4 separate regions of the Homo sapiens genome follow, and all the other regions are linked to region 1. The links are chromatin contacts, found by Hi-C or POLR2A ChIA-PET in ENCODE. All regions are on one chromosome and are shown on one strand. The core of a region is the stretch at or near the end of the contact, and the rest is flanking DNA. Distances in the headings are between cores, read along the strand shown.

Evidence for each region. Hi-C counts contacts between places; a loop is a spot of excess contacts on that map. ChIA-PET counts read pairs that join two places held with the same protein, here RNA polymerase II (POLR2A). Pooled maps may share reads with other maps.
Region 2: a loop to region 1 is called in a map with no recorded cell type, with 5 times the contacts of the local background. The contact joins the promoter of MYL12BP2 here to the enhancer-like site in region 1. A Hi-C loop is called at or near these places in 10 of 37 single-sample maps with no recorded cell type and 14 of 50 pooled maps. POLR2A ChIA-PET finds 5 or more read pairs at or near these places in 8 of 52 experiments (GM12878, OCI-LY7, activated B cell and 3 more).
Region 3: a pooled map shows a loop between it and region 1 (2.9-fold over the local background). The contact joins the promoter of CENPU here to the enhancer-like site in region 1. A Hi-C loop is called at or near these places in 6 of 50 pooled maps. POLR2A ChIA-PET finds 5 or more read pairs at or near these places in 7 of 52 experiments (OCI-LY7, activated CD4-positive, alpha-beta T cell, activated CD4-positive, alpha-beta memory T cell and 3 more).
Region 4: a loop to region 1 is called in a pooled map, with 2.6 times the contacts of the local background. The contact joins the promoter of LINC02363 here to the enhancer-like site in region 1. A Hi-C loop is called at or near these places in 6 of 37 single-sample maps with no recorded cell type and 3 of 50 pooled maps. POLR2A ChIA-PET finds 5 or more read pairs at or near these places in 6 of 52 experiments (GM12878, RWPE1, T-cell and 3 more).

What each region holds. Positions count from the first base shown.
Region 1 is chr4:184,505,180-184,508,083 of GRCh38, forward strand. It overlaps LINC02427 (long intergenic non-protein coding RNA 2427), which reads right to left. Exons shown (of 3, transcript NR_147158.1): 3 at 1,281-2,197. Among named protein-coding and RNA genes, the nearest start is that of LINC02427, 31 kb to the right of the region's middle. RefSeq lists an enhancer at 1,685-1,894. Within about 2 kb of position 1,577, at least 6 of the 41 ENCODE cell types and tissues checked have a DNase peak (open chromatin) inside an H3K27ac peak, as active enhancers do; they include GM12878 and OCI-LY7, where a contact is called at or near this core.
Region 2 is chr4:184,312,988-184,315,792 of GRCh38, forward strand. MYL12BP2 (MYL12B pseudogene 2) reads right to left here and starts at 1,342. Exons shown (of 3, transcript XM_047416561.1): 1 at 1,318-1,342; 2 at 973-1,161. The coding sequence starts at 1,342. RefSeq lists enhancers at 833-1,334, 1,253-1,522, 1,653-1,812.
Region 3 is chr4:184,732,478-184,735,345 of GRCh38, forward strand. It overlaps CENPU (centromere protein U), which reads right to left and starts at 1,619. Exons shown (of 13, transcript NM_024629.4): 1 at 1,539-1,619. The coding sequence starts at 1,585. RefSeq lists enhancers at 1,059-1,925, 1,076-1,195 and a silencer at 1,566-1,625.
Region 4 is chr4:184,352,395-184,355,362 of GRCh38, forward strand. LINC02363 (long intergenic non-protein coding RNA 2363) reads right to left here and starts at 1,583. Exons shown (of 3, transcript NR_040108.1): 1 at 919-1,583. RefSeq lists an enhancer at 1,584-1,653.

The sequences.
Region 1 (2,904 bases), core at 327-2,826:
TACTGGATGTTTTCCAGGACTTTGCACAGTCATTCATATGCATATATACCTTGCAAATTTCCAAGAAGAAAATATAGCATGTGGCATGTCTCAAACTTGATTGTTCTATAGAAAATGTTATGAGCTCAACTGTGTCTCCCTAAAACTCACATATTGAAGCTCTAACCCCCAGTACCTTAGAATGTGATGGTATTTGAAGATAAGCCTTTTAAAATGGGAATTAAGGTAAAAGGGGGTCAGGAAAGTGGGCCCTAATCCAGTTTGACTGGTGTCCTTATAAGAAGAGGAGGCTAGGACACAGACACAGACACTACACGTGTGCACACACAGACGAATGACCATGTGAACACACAGCAAGAAAGCAGCCACCTGCAAGCTGCCGGGCGTGGTGGCTCACACCTGTAATCCCAGCACTTTGGGAGGCCGAAGCAGGTGGATCACGAAGTCCTGAGTTTGAGATCAGCCTGATCAACATGGTGAAACCCCATCTCTACTAAAAATACAAAAATTAGCTGGGCGTGGTGGCAGGCACCTGTAATCCCAGCTATTCAGGAGGCTGAGGCAGGAGAATCGCTTGAACCCAGGAGGCAGAGGCTGCAGTGAGCTGAGATTGCGCCACTGCACTCCAGCCTGGGTGACAGAGTGAGACTCCATCTCAAAGAAAAAAAAAGAAAAAAGAAAAGAAAACAGCCACCTGCAAGCCAAGGAGAGAGGATTCAGAGAAACCAAGCCTGCCAATATCTTGGTCCTGAACACCCTGCCTGCAGAACTGTGAGAAATCAATTTCTGTTGTTAAAGCTCCCGTCCATGGTGTTTTGTTACGGCAGCCCTAGCAAACTCATGCAGAAAACCTCTTACTATCTGCATGATCTGTTTAGGATGTGCTGAAATAGTATTATTCACCATTTCAATACTATTTTATTTATTTATTTTTATTTTTATTTTTTTGAGATAGAATCTTGTTCTGTCACCCAGGCTGGGGTGCAATGGCACGATCTTGGCTCACTGCACCCTCCACCTCCTGAGTTCAAGCGATTCTCCTGCCTCAGCTTCCCGAGGAGCTAGGATTACAGGCACGTACCACCACGCCCAGCTAATTTTTGTGGTTTTTTCTAGTAGAGATTGGGTTTCACCATGTTGGCCAGGCTGGTCTGGAACTCCTGACCTCAGGTGATCCGCCCACCTCAGTCTCCCAAAGTGCTAGGATTACAGGCGTGAGCCACTGCACCCGGCCCAATACTATTTTATTAAAGCTTTTCTATTTTCTTATTTTCTAAAAATAAGTTTATTTTTATTTATTGGTTATCTAGTATCACTGATTTCTAAGTACTAACTTTCCCCATCTTTGTGTGAGTTCTTTGCACCTGATTCACATAAATCCTTGAATGGTACCTACTCTATAAATAGACAAACGCTTCCCGTGCATTCTCAGCCTGCATTCATAATCCCTCCCTAACCAGCCACTGCGGTGGCTTTGTACTGTGTCAATGTACCTAAGCTGAACTATGTTTCTCAGAAAATCTGAGCAAAATTTGGAAGGCAGAAGTGAAACAGCAGTCATATTTACAGTCAAAGTCTGTGTAGGGCCAGGCGCTGTGGTGGCTCACACACAATGCCAGGCAGCCACTGGCTCAATGTATTGGTACAGGGCAGCAGCTGTGCCTGCAGTTCCTCCAGCTCCCACCAGAACTGCTTCTTCAGCTTCACTGAATCTTGGGTTTATGAGCAATTCCATGGTGAAGGGCACCAGCTCCTCTGCAGGTCATCTTCATCATCAGCGCTGGAGTGTTGGAGGCCTGAGAGGCTGACGTGGAAGACATCAGTTTCAGTCCATCCACAGGAGTTCCATCTCCTCCCTGCAGGTGCAGCTCACGCCTACTCTCTCCCACTGCACATCCATTTGCCAGCCCTGCTGACTTCAGGCCCACTTCTGGACACAGGGGCAGCAGGTTGCAGCTTTCATAACAATGTGTATCCTAATCTCTTTAATAAATTCCTTGTTTTGCTCAAGGTGGTTTTGCTTCTCTGATCAAACTTTAATGATACAGATTTTGGAAACATCATAGGTGCTGCTGCAGTTAAAAACCTAAAATGTGTGGCACTGGCTTTGGGGCCAGGCAGCGAATAGAAGGTAGAGGGGCCTTGAGAAGTCTGTCAGTGAGGCCTTCAATAAATATGATGAAAATATTGTTGAAACCTGGAAGAAGGAAGACAGGTTTGTGTAGCGGTGGGAAGTTTAGCAACATTGAAACCCAAGATAACTTGGAAAATAGAAAATGTATCAATGAGCTGTATGACTGAGTGGAGGGAATTGACAGGCACACGGGCCACCTAACTTCTAGCTGCCACAATAAAATAAGAGAGAATGGGCCAGGCGCGGTGGCTCACACTTGTAATCCCAGCACTTTGGGAGGCCGAGGCGAGCAAATCACGAGGTCAGGAGTTCAAGACCAACCTGGCCAACATGGAGAAACCCCGTTTCTACTAAAAATACAAAAATTATCAGGGCCTAGTGGCGGACGCCTGTAATCCCAGCTACGTGGGAGGCTGAGGCAGGAGAACTGCTTGAATCCGGGAGTCAGAGGTTGAAGTGAGCCGAGATTGTACCGCTGCACTCCAGCCTGGGCAACAGAGTAAGACTCCATCTCGAAAAAAAAAAAAGAAATGAAAATAAAAAATAAAAATAAATAGGCTGGGCGCGGTGGCTCACGCCTGTAATCCCAGCTACTTGGGAGGCTGAGGCAGGAGAACTGCTTGAATCCAGGAGTCAGAGGTTGAAGTGAGCTGAGATCGTACCAATGCACTGCAGCCTGGGCGACAGAGTAAGACTCCGTCTCGAAAAAAAATAAAAAGAAATGAAAATAAAAATAAAAATGAGTAGGCCGGGCGCGGTGGCTCACGCCT
Region 2 (2,805 bases), core at 92-2,591, 190 kb before region 1:
CCTGGCAGCAATCCCGGGAATCTCCCAAAACCTAGATCTTCAAGTACAAGCTGGTCAAGCAGAAGAGAGAATTGGAAGAAACAGAGGAAACAAAGCACAGTGGACTATTTGTGTACCTTCAAGTAATGTGCTGGGAGAGAAGCTGGGACCAGTCGTGAGGGATCTGGTAAAACCTGCCGAGTCTGGGAACCAATGAATGAACTTATTAGGTGGGTCCTAGAAATTTTTCTCTGGCAAACTGAGGATACATTTCAGGGGGTTATGAATCACCACCAGCATGCTCTCTGCTCTTCATGGACATCAGAAGCTGGGGGAAAGCTTTCTTTGTGAGCCCCCAGCCTCAAGGGCAGGCAGTTCCTGGGCTGAGCCTCACTGGTGAAGCCTTTATGTGTGATGCGGGAACTGCCCACACACCAACTCCTGTTTTGCCCTTTTAATGGGCAGCATATCTCCTCAGAAGATGTGCCGCATGACCATTTTTGAGCCCACACCATCTTCACCCTCCTAGAATCTGCCTCTGATTCTTGGAATTTGGGGAAAACCACAGGTTTTTCATCATTTCTCAAAACTACTAGTTTGCAGCAGCAGTTCTGTGAAGGTGGGGAAGAAGCTGAGGACACCGGTGCCATGTTTCTGTTCTTATTCACATTTCTCTGTTCTCTGAAAGCAAAATAATGCAAAGCTATAAAGACCATCAGGGAGAATCAGAGCACAGACAGGATTCCAAAGGATGGAGGCTGCCCCCGACAAAACCCCTCCCCAAAGTGGGGAGGGGGCAGAGAAGAGGCCCCAAGATGCCAGGTGCTTCCCTCTGCAGCACAAGACACACTATGGGGTCTGCGCAAAGACAAAACATCGATTTGGGTGCAGTCTTCTTGGTCTCATTATTTTTATCATCTCTCAGAGGATGTGTGGTTGTCCCGATTGCTGTGCTCAGGACAGGAAGGGAAAGCAGAGGCTAACATAACTCACCCGGTCTGCAGGACAGAGGAGGAGAGCAGGCTGAAGGCCTATCCACCTCTGCACGCATCAGGCGGCTTCTGCATCCTGAGACACCCTTCCTGAATCGACACTTGGGCCCAGCCTGGCACTGGGCCCCATAGACGCCAATTAGATGGACGTGGTCTCCACACTGCAGGTGTTCACAGTACTCACTTGCTCCTGCAGACCCCAAATGCCAGAGAACTCATTTGCTGACCTTTAGCTGATGACAGGGGCTGGAGTTGACATTTGTATCAACCCACTGCATGCCTCAATGGGTCACCCTTCTGTGAGCAGGTGCTTCAGAGGCACAGCAGGACAGTCCTGGAGGCTCACCACAAAGCAGGGCCACCACACGCATGGGGAGAACTAGAAACCGATGACTTGGAATTTCCCTGCTGTTCTGGGTGGGCTTTGATGGGCTTTGCTCTGACTTCCTCTCTTAGACCTCTGGGCAGTGTTGCTACTGACGCAATAGAAATCAAGCATCCTGTTTCACTCCAGCAGAGGCTGCATTGCAGCAATGAGGGGTGTTTGCCCCATACCCAGAGAGGTGCTTCTGGGGAGCGAAGGCCCATAGCAAATGGGCAGCTAGCACATCAGGCCCAGGAGTCTGCTGCGTTGCAGAAGCTGCTGAAGTGTTGGCCCTGCCCACCTCCCAGGACACCTGTGGGAATGCGGGAATTCCACAAATTATGGATTCTAAGCCCCAGGAGATTTAAAAGGAAGGGAGAGGGAGAGAATGAGAATCGATGCTCTATTATTTGATGAGTTTGTAGGCGAGTGTGTGAGAGCAGAATGTTGAGACAAGACTTTCAACTTCGATGTAAGGAATATCTATTAAGCCCCTGCTGTGTGCCGGGGCTGTGTGTGATGCCTAAAGAACAATTGGCAACAGCCTCTCAAGGTGTGTGTGTGTGTGTGTGTGTGTGTGTGTGTGTGTGTGTGTGTGTTAGCGGCAGGTATATATCACAAGTTCAAAAGGGAGTGTCATAATTGTATTAAAGAGAAAAAACTACCACTGCTGGATTTAGAGTTATGAGATCTGGGTTTGAGTCCTGGTTCTACTTATCAGCTGCTTCCTTGAGTGTCCTCTCTATAGAATAGGGATCATAGCTCTTCCGAACATCACAGGGTTTGGGAAGGTAGAAAAAAGAAAAGGGATGCAAAAACACGTGGGGAAAAGGAACGTGGTTCCACAGCAAGAGTGGGCCCTCGTGTAAACTATGAGCTTTGGGTGATAATGGTGCATCAACATAGGCTCCTCACTTGTAAGGGTCAGACCCCTCCGGTGCCAGATATCGACAGCGGGGAGGCTGTGTGTGTGGGAGCAGCGAGGAACTCCCCGGACTTTCTGCTCAATTTTGCTCCAAACAAAAAATGGCTCTTAAAAAAGAAGTAAATTCAAAAGAAAAAAGATATAAAAATACATAATCCATTTGAAAAAATTACAATCATTAAAAAAGAAAAAAAGGAAAATGGAAAACTACTATAGACATGGTTTGAGTTGATATAAAGCTTTGATAGAAAGGCACAAAGAAAATGGCCTAAGAGTTGAAAGCCCAGTGAAATCACAGCTCACGAGGGGTACTTGAGAGAAACTAGGGGAGAAAGTTTTAAGACACAGTCTCCAGCAGAATGGGCTGTCATGAACCCATGGAGTAAGAATTGGGGTTAGGTCGGGAGGAGAACAGCTGCCTTTTCATATCATCCATCCCTCTGTCAGTCACCCTAGGCAAGAAGCCATCCAGAGAGACTCCGAGGCCAGGGACTGAGTGTGCTCGCACACCTTGCCCTGAACCTGCACTTGTGTCCCTATTTCTG
Region 3 (2,868 bases), core at 369-2,868, 230 kb after region 1:
ATTTTATAGATGATGATTCCGGGATTCAGAAAATTTAAGTGACTTATCAAGGGTCACATAGCCAGGTAACAGAAACCCAGCTACACACTAGACCACATAAACTTCTTAACCTAAACTCTTTGAGCTGTCTTGTCCTTTCTTGGGGGGGAAAAAAAGTCAAGGTTCCTCCTTGCCTTACGCTGGAGTCAAGGTGGGGCTTCTGAGAGACAGAAACCTCTGTGACAACCCACAGGTAAAATTTCTGGGCCAGGCGCGGTGGCTCATGCCTGTAATCTCAGCGCTTTGGGAACCCCAGGAGGGCGGATCACGAGGTGAGGAAATCAAGACCATCCTGGCCAACATGGTGAAACCCCGTCTTTACTAAAAATACAAAAATTAGCTGGACGTGGGGGCGAGCGCCTGTAATCCCAGCTCCTCTGGAGTCTGAGGCAGGAAAATCGCTTGAACCTGGGAGGCGGAGATTGCGCCACTGCACTCCAGCCTGGGCCACAGAGTGAGACTCCGTCTCAAAAAAAAAAAAAAAAAAAAATTCTGTTGTATGTGCGTAAGTGTGTTTTGGGAGGAGGCATGAACAGATTTCATGAGTCTCAAACCCAAAAATGTTAAAAGATAAAAATAAAAAAAGACAACAAAAACCACTAGCCTTTCAGATAAACTCTTTTCAGCTGACATTGAAGGCTGACATTCTCTTCTAATCCTTTTTTGCACTGGGGGAGTCTTCATTCTCCTCCACTGGCCACAGAAGTCTGGTCTCGGTTTCCCCACCCACCTGCGGTGTCCTGCTCCAGCTTTTCCACCCTAACCCCGCATCTACCAGCACCTCCTCCTCCAGGCAGCCTTCCCAGGCCCGGGGGAACTCCTGTTCTCTTCAGATCGTCTTGGCGTATGGCTTTGTGCACCGTCTGCAGCAAGCCGAGACCCTTCCCGCCAGATCCAGGCCGGGCCTTGGATGGCCATTCGCCAACGAATCAGCGACCAGCATTCTAGAGCGCGTTTTGCAACCGACCAAACGCTCGCTTTCTTTGGTAAACAAAAACCGCTCGAGCCATCCTGGAGAACCGCAAGCGGCAGCTCGGTCCCCCAGCCGGATTTATGCTCCAGTTTACGGTCTGTGGTTTGCAGTAAGAAAACACCAGGGTCTTCAAAATAAGAAAACTGATTCCCAGTCAGAGAATAAAACTCCACTAACAAAGTCTGGCAAACCGCAGGCAATACGTATTTGCTGAATATTTTGCTTTCAAGCTAGCACTTTGAGACTCACTACTTTGGACGGCACTCCCCCTCCCCACAAAACGACACGACACTGGCTGACGTCTCTCCCACCCGCCAGGCAGTGTTAGGCCCCGACAGGCCCGTGCAGGTGGGATCACTGTTATCCCCACTAGACTGAGGAGGAAGCCGGGGACCCGGGCGATTGGCCACTCGGGCGACCTCCACAGTGGAGCACCAACAGCGCCGGGAGGCGCAAACCACGGCAGGCGAGGAAGCAGTTCAAGCTGGTCTCCGGCCCCGCGCTCCCGAGGGTCGGCAGTACTTACCCCTCAGACCTGTGAGGCCGCGGCCGCCGCCGCCCCCGCGGGGCCATGGTGCCGCTCTCCGCTCTCGAGCGACTGGAAGCTCCCGCCAAGCCCCTCGCCGCTCCGAACAGCCAATCCGGGCCGAGCACGCGCGCGTGCGCAGGACTTCCTGAGCGGCCCCCGGGCTCCTCCCTGGCCTGGAGCGTGAGGGAAAACTGGGTCTGGTTATTACAGCGCAACGGAGCTGGAGTCCATGCCGCACAACCAGTTACCTACGGTCCAAAACATGCCAAAGTTTTCCGGGCTTTCGCGCCCACCCGCATCGCCAGTTTTCCGGCGCCAGAAAGCCCGGGAGCCACGTGGGACGGCCCCTTGTGGGGTGGGGAAAGGGGAGGAGCTAGTGTCCCTGAGTCGTGGGCAGGTAAGAGGGTGGGTGGAGACCCGTGTTCGCAGCTGTTGTCGCTGAGGCCGCAGTCGTCTTTCCAGGCCTACAGGATTTGGCTTCCAGCCCCTGCTGCCTTTATCAGCTGTCTGAGCTTAGCATGTTACTTTACCGCTATCCCAATACCTTCATTTGTAAATGGACAGGGTTCCTTTTGTTCTTTTATTTTGTTTGTGTTTAAAAATGTGTAATGCAGAAGAATGTAATTGAACCCTTACCTTACACCGCGTATAAAAATTAACGCAAAATGAATCAAAGACCTAACTATAAAGGCTAAAATTAAAACTCTTAGAAGAAAACAGAGCAAAAACTTCATAACATTGGACTTGGTATGATTTCTTGGATATGATACCAAAAGCAGTTTGGGATGATGAAAACGTTCTGGAAATAGTGGTGGATGGATGCACAAGGTGAAGGTACTTAATGCCACAATACTGTAAAGTTAAAAACGGTTAAAATGCTAAATTTTGTTATGTATATTTTACTACGACAAAAATATTACGTTTCATGCATATGAAAGAATATAACGTGTAATGTAAAGATAAAAACAAACATCCGTGTAACCAGCACTACATGGGGATATGGATCATTTTTATATATAACTCTTGGGTACCCCTCTGAATGGTATCCTCCTCCTCCAAAGAATAACCACTCTTCTGATTTTATGTGTATCATTCCTGTGGTTTTCTACCTTGATATAGCCCCAAATAATGTATTGATTATTGTATGTTTCTAAACTTTATATGATATTTGGTAGGTATGCTGCAAGTGCCCTTTCTTACTAAAGCTATTGCTTTTATTTTTTATTTATTTTATTTTTCCATAAATTATTGGGGTGCAGGTGCTATTTGGTTACATGAGTAAGTTCTTTTTTTTTTTTTTTTTTTTTTTTTGAGTTGGAGTTTTGCT
Region 4 (2,968 bases), core at 333-2,832, 150 kb before region 1:
GTTCATGCTTTGGCACCCCCAGCAGATGGGAAGCTCCTCTGGGGAGTGGGGTACTGCTTCTTTGTCATTCTGTTCCCCATAGCAATTGCCCAATTCAGATACTCAGAAGGTATTTTTCAATTAGTTTTCCTTCCTGACTCCTGGTTTGAATAACACAGAAGTGTATTTCTAGGTAGTAGCTGTGTTGAGCCAGCCATGGTATCTTACCTTCTTGCTAGTCAGTGGGATACAAAGATGATTCAATATTGCCCCAATTTTCAATAAATTTGCCAGGTCGGGCACGGTGGCCCTCGCCTGTAATCCCAGCATTTTAAGAGGCCAGAGCAAGAGGATTACTTGAGCCCAGAAGCCCAAGACCACCCTGGGCAGCATAGTGAGACCTCGTCTCTAGAAAAAAATTTAAAAACTTAGCTGGGCATGGCGGTGCCTGCCTGAAGTCCCGGCTACTTGGGAGGCTAAGGTGGGAGGATTGCTTGAGCCCAGAAGTTAGAGGCTGCAGTGAGCCATGATCACACCACTGCACTCCAGCCTGGGTGACACAGTGAGACCATGTCTCAAAATAAATAAATAAATAAATAAATTTGCCTTGCAAAATGTTCAAGATGGCTGGACAGCACCCACAGGGTAAGCTCTTTGACACAGGAACGACACATACAACTAAAGATAAAAATAATGTGATACTTGATTGAGCATAATTTTATGGAGCAGAGGTAGCTAGAATGAGTGGAGAAAGCAACCAGGGAGAAGAGAGCCGAGTGGGTTATTCTCTCCAAATTTTGAATAAAGTCATGGGAAAATCAAAGTAGTAGGAAGGGGTCAAAATGAAGCGTGCAAAGATGTAAGAGTATTATCACGAGAACCCAAGACAGCAAAATACGTGTATGTCTAAATACACCAGAACAGCAAAGGAGAGCTTACCTTATTTAAAGTGACATAAATAAAATTGTAAAACGTAGGGATGCTACTGGAGGCTGAGGGTGGAGGAGACACTGATATAAGCAGCTTTCTTGGTCCTTTGCTTTTGTCGATCAATTTTCCAGGATTAGCTAAAATGCAGCCAGATTTATCCCAGTAAGAAAAAACGTACCCCCTTTCTGGATGCCCAGAGCACTTTGTTTCCTCAGTACAAAGCAGTGACCACATGTGGCTTCAAATTTTGCCATGGAAATCCCCTTACACCCCCTGAAAGCAGATTCAGGTGTGCTAGATGGTATTTTCCAAAGATGAAACCGTCACAGTATCTCCTACTCATGTGCTTCCAGAACTTCGCCACTACCTAGTCAAGACGTAGAGCCTAATTCCGTTTCCTTGAGTCAAGGCAGGTTTGGGACTCACTCACAACCCATAGAAGGCAGTACAATGGATGCTGCCTAGCTTCTAGGTCATCAAAGGCGGCTGAGCTTCTGTCTTGCTGGGGCATTTGCTCTCGGAGCCCTGGCCTTCCACGTGAAGTCCGAGTACCCAAGGCAGCCATGCTGTGAGGGAGGCCACAGTGCCTGGGGAGGACCAGGATGGACGCTGCAGTCAGCGGACCTCATCCTCCAGTGCTCCAGGCCAGGGTTAGACATATAAGGAAAGGAGCCGTTAGACCATAATACACCCCAGCTGCTGCGTTACCCACAGTGGTCACAGCCCCAGCTGTCATGCAGCAGAGACAAGCCACTCCTGCTGTCTAAATTCCAAACCCGCCAGGTGTGGTGGCTCATGCCTGTAATCCCAGCACTTTGGGAGGCTGAGGCAGGCGGATCACGAGGTCAAGAGTGCAAGACCAGCCTGACCAATATGGTGAAACCCCGTCTCTACTAAAAATAGAAAAAAATTAGCCGGGCATGGTGGCACTTGCCTGTAATCTCAGCTACTCAAGAGGCTGAGGCAGGAAAATCGCTTGAACCCAGGAGGCAGAGGTTGCAGTGAGCGGAGATCGTGCCATTGCACTCCAGCCTGGGTGACAGAGTGAGACTCCATCTTAAATAATTAATTAATTAATTAATTAAATAAAATAAAATAAATTCCAAACCCACAGACTCTGAGAGCATAAATAAGATGATCTTTTTAAACCACTAAATTAAGGGGTGACTTCTTATGCAGCAACAGTACCGGGGGAACCAGGTATGAGCAGTGCACATATTTTCACTGAATTTATATTGTTTGGGAAGTTTTCCTGGTTAAGAGTTCCGATTATAGACATTATGTTAACAGAGAAACCAACACCTAGGACGATTAGAGGGTAATCAGTGGCTTCTCCAGGGCTTCAGCTACAGTGATGGGTGAGAGGAACATGACAAGGATCAATTCTGAGAGTGCTGGCCGGGTGCAGTGGCTCACACCTGTAAGCCCTCATTTTGTGAGGTCGAAGTGGGTAGATCGCTTGAGTCCAGGAGTTCAAGACCAGCCTGGGCAACACGGCAAAACCCCATCTCTACAAAAAATACAAAAATTAACTGAGAGTGGTTGTGCTCACCTATAGCCCCAGCTACTCAGGAGGCTGAGAAAGGAGGATCACTTGAGCCTGAGGAGGCCAAGGCTGCAGTGAGCCGTGATGGTGCCACTACACTCCAGCCGGGGTGACACAGTGAGACCCTGTATTTAAAAAAAAAAAAAAAAAAGTATTCTACTTGAAGCAAGAAAAAAATATTTTCTGGAAGGGAATCACTTTCCTAAAAAAGAAAAGTAGCAGAATTTTTGTGCCTAGGGACAACTGAGAATAGGCACCCCCTCACCCATGCTGTGTCCTCCAGGATGAGCTGCCCACAGGTGAGGTGGGGGACCACCACCCAGCTTAGGCAGGAGTGGCCCCTGCAGGGGCAACACAGCGAAGAAGGCTTATCAAGCAGGATGGGGGTTTCCAAGCAGTGCTGCAAAAAGGCCTTTCTGTTGTTTTTTATGTAAGTCTGTTTCATGCCACATTTTGGGTGAAACACACACACACACACACACACATACTGCACAGCTGACAGTGGACAGGACT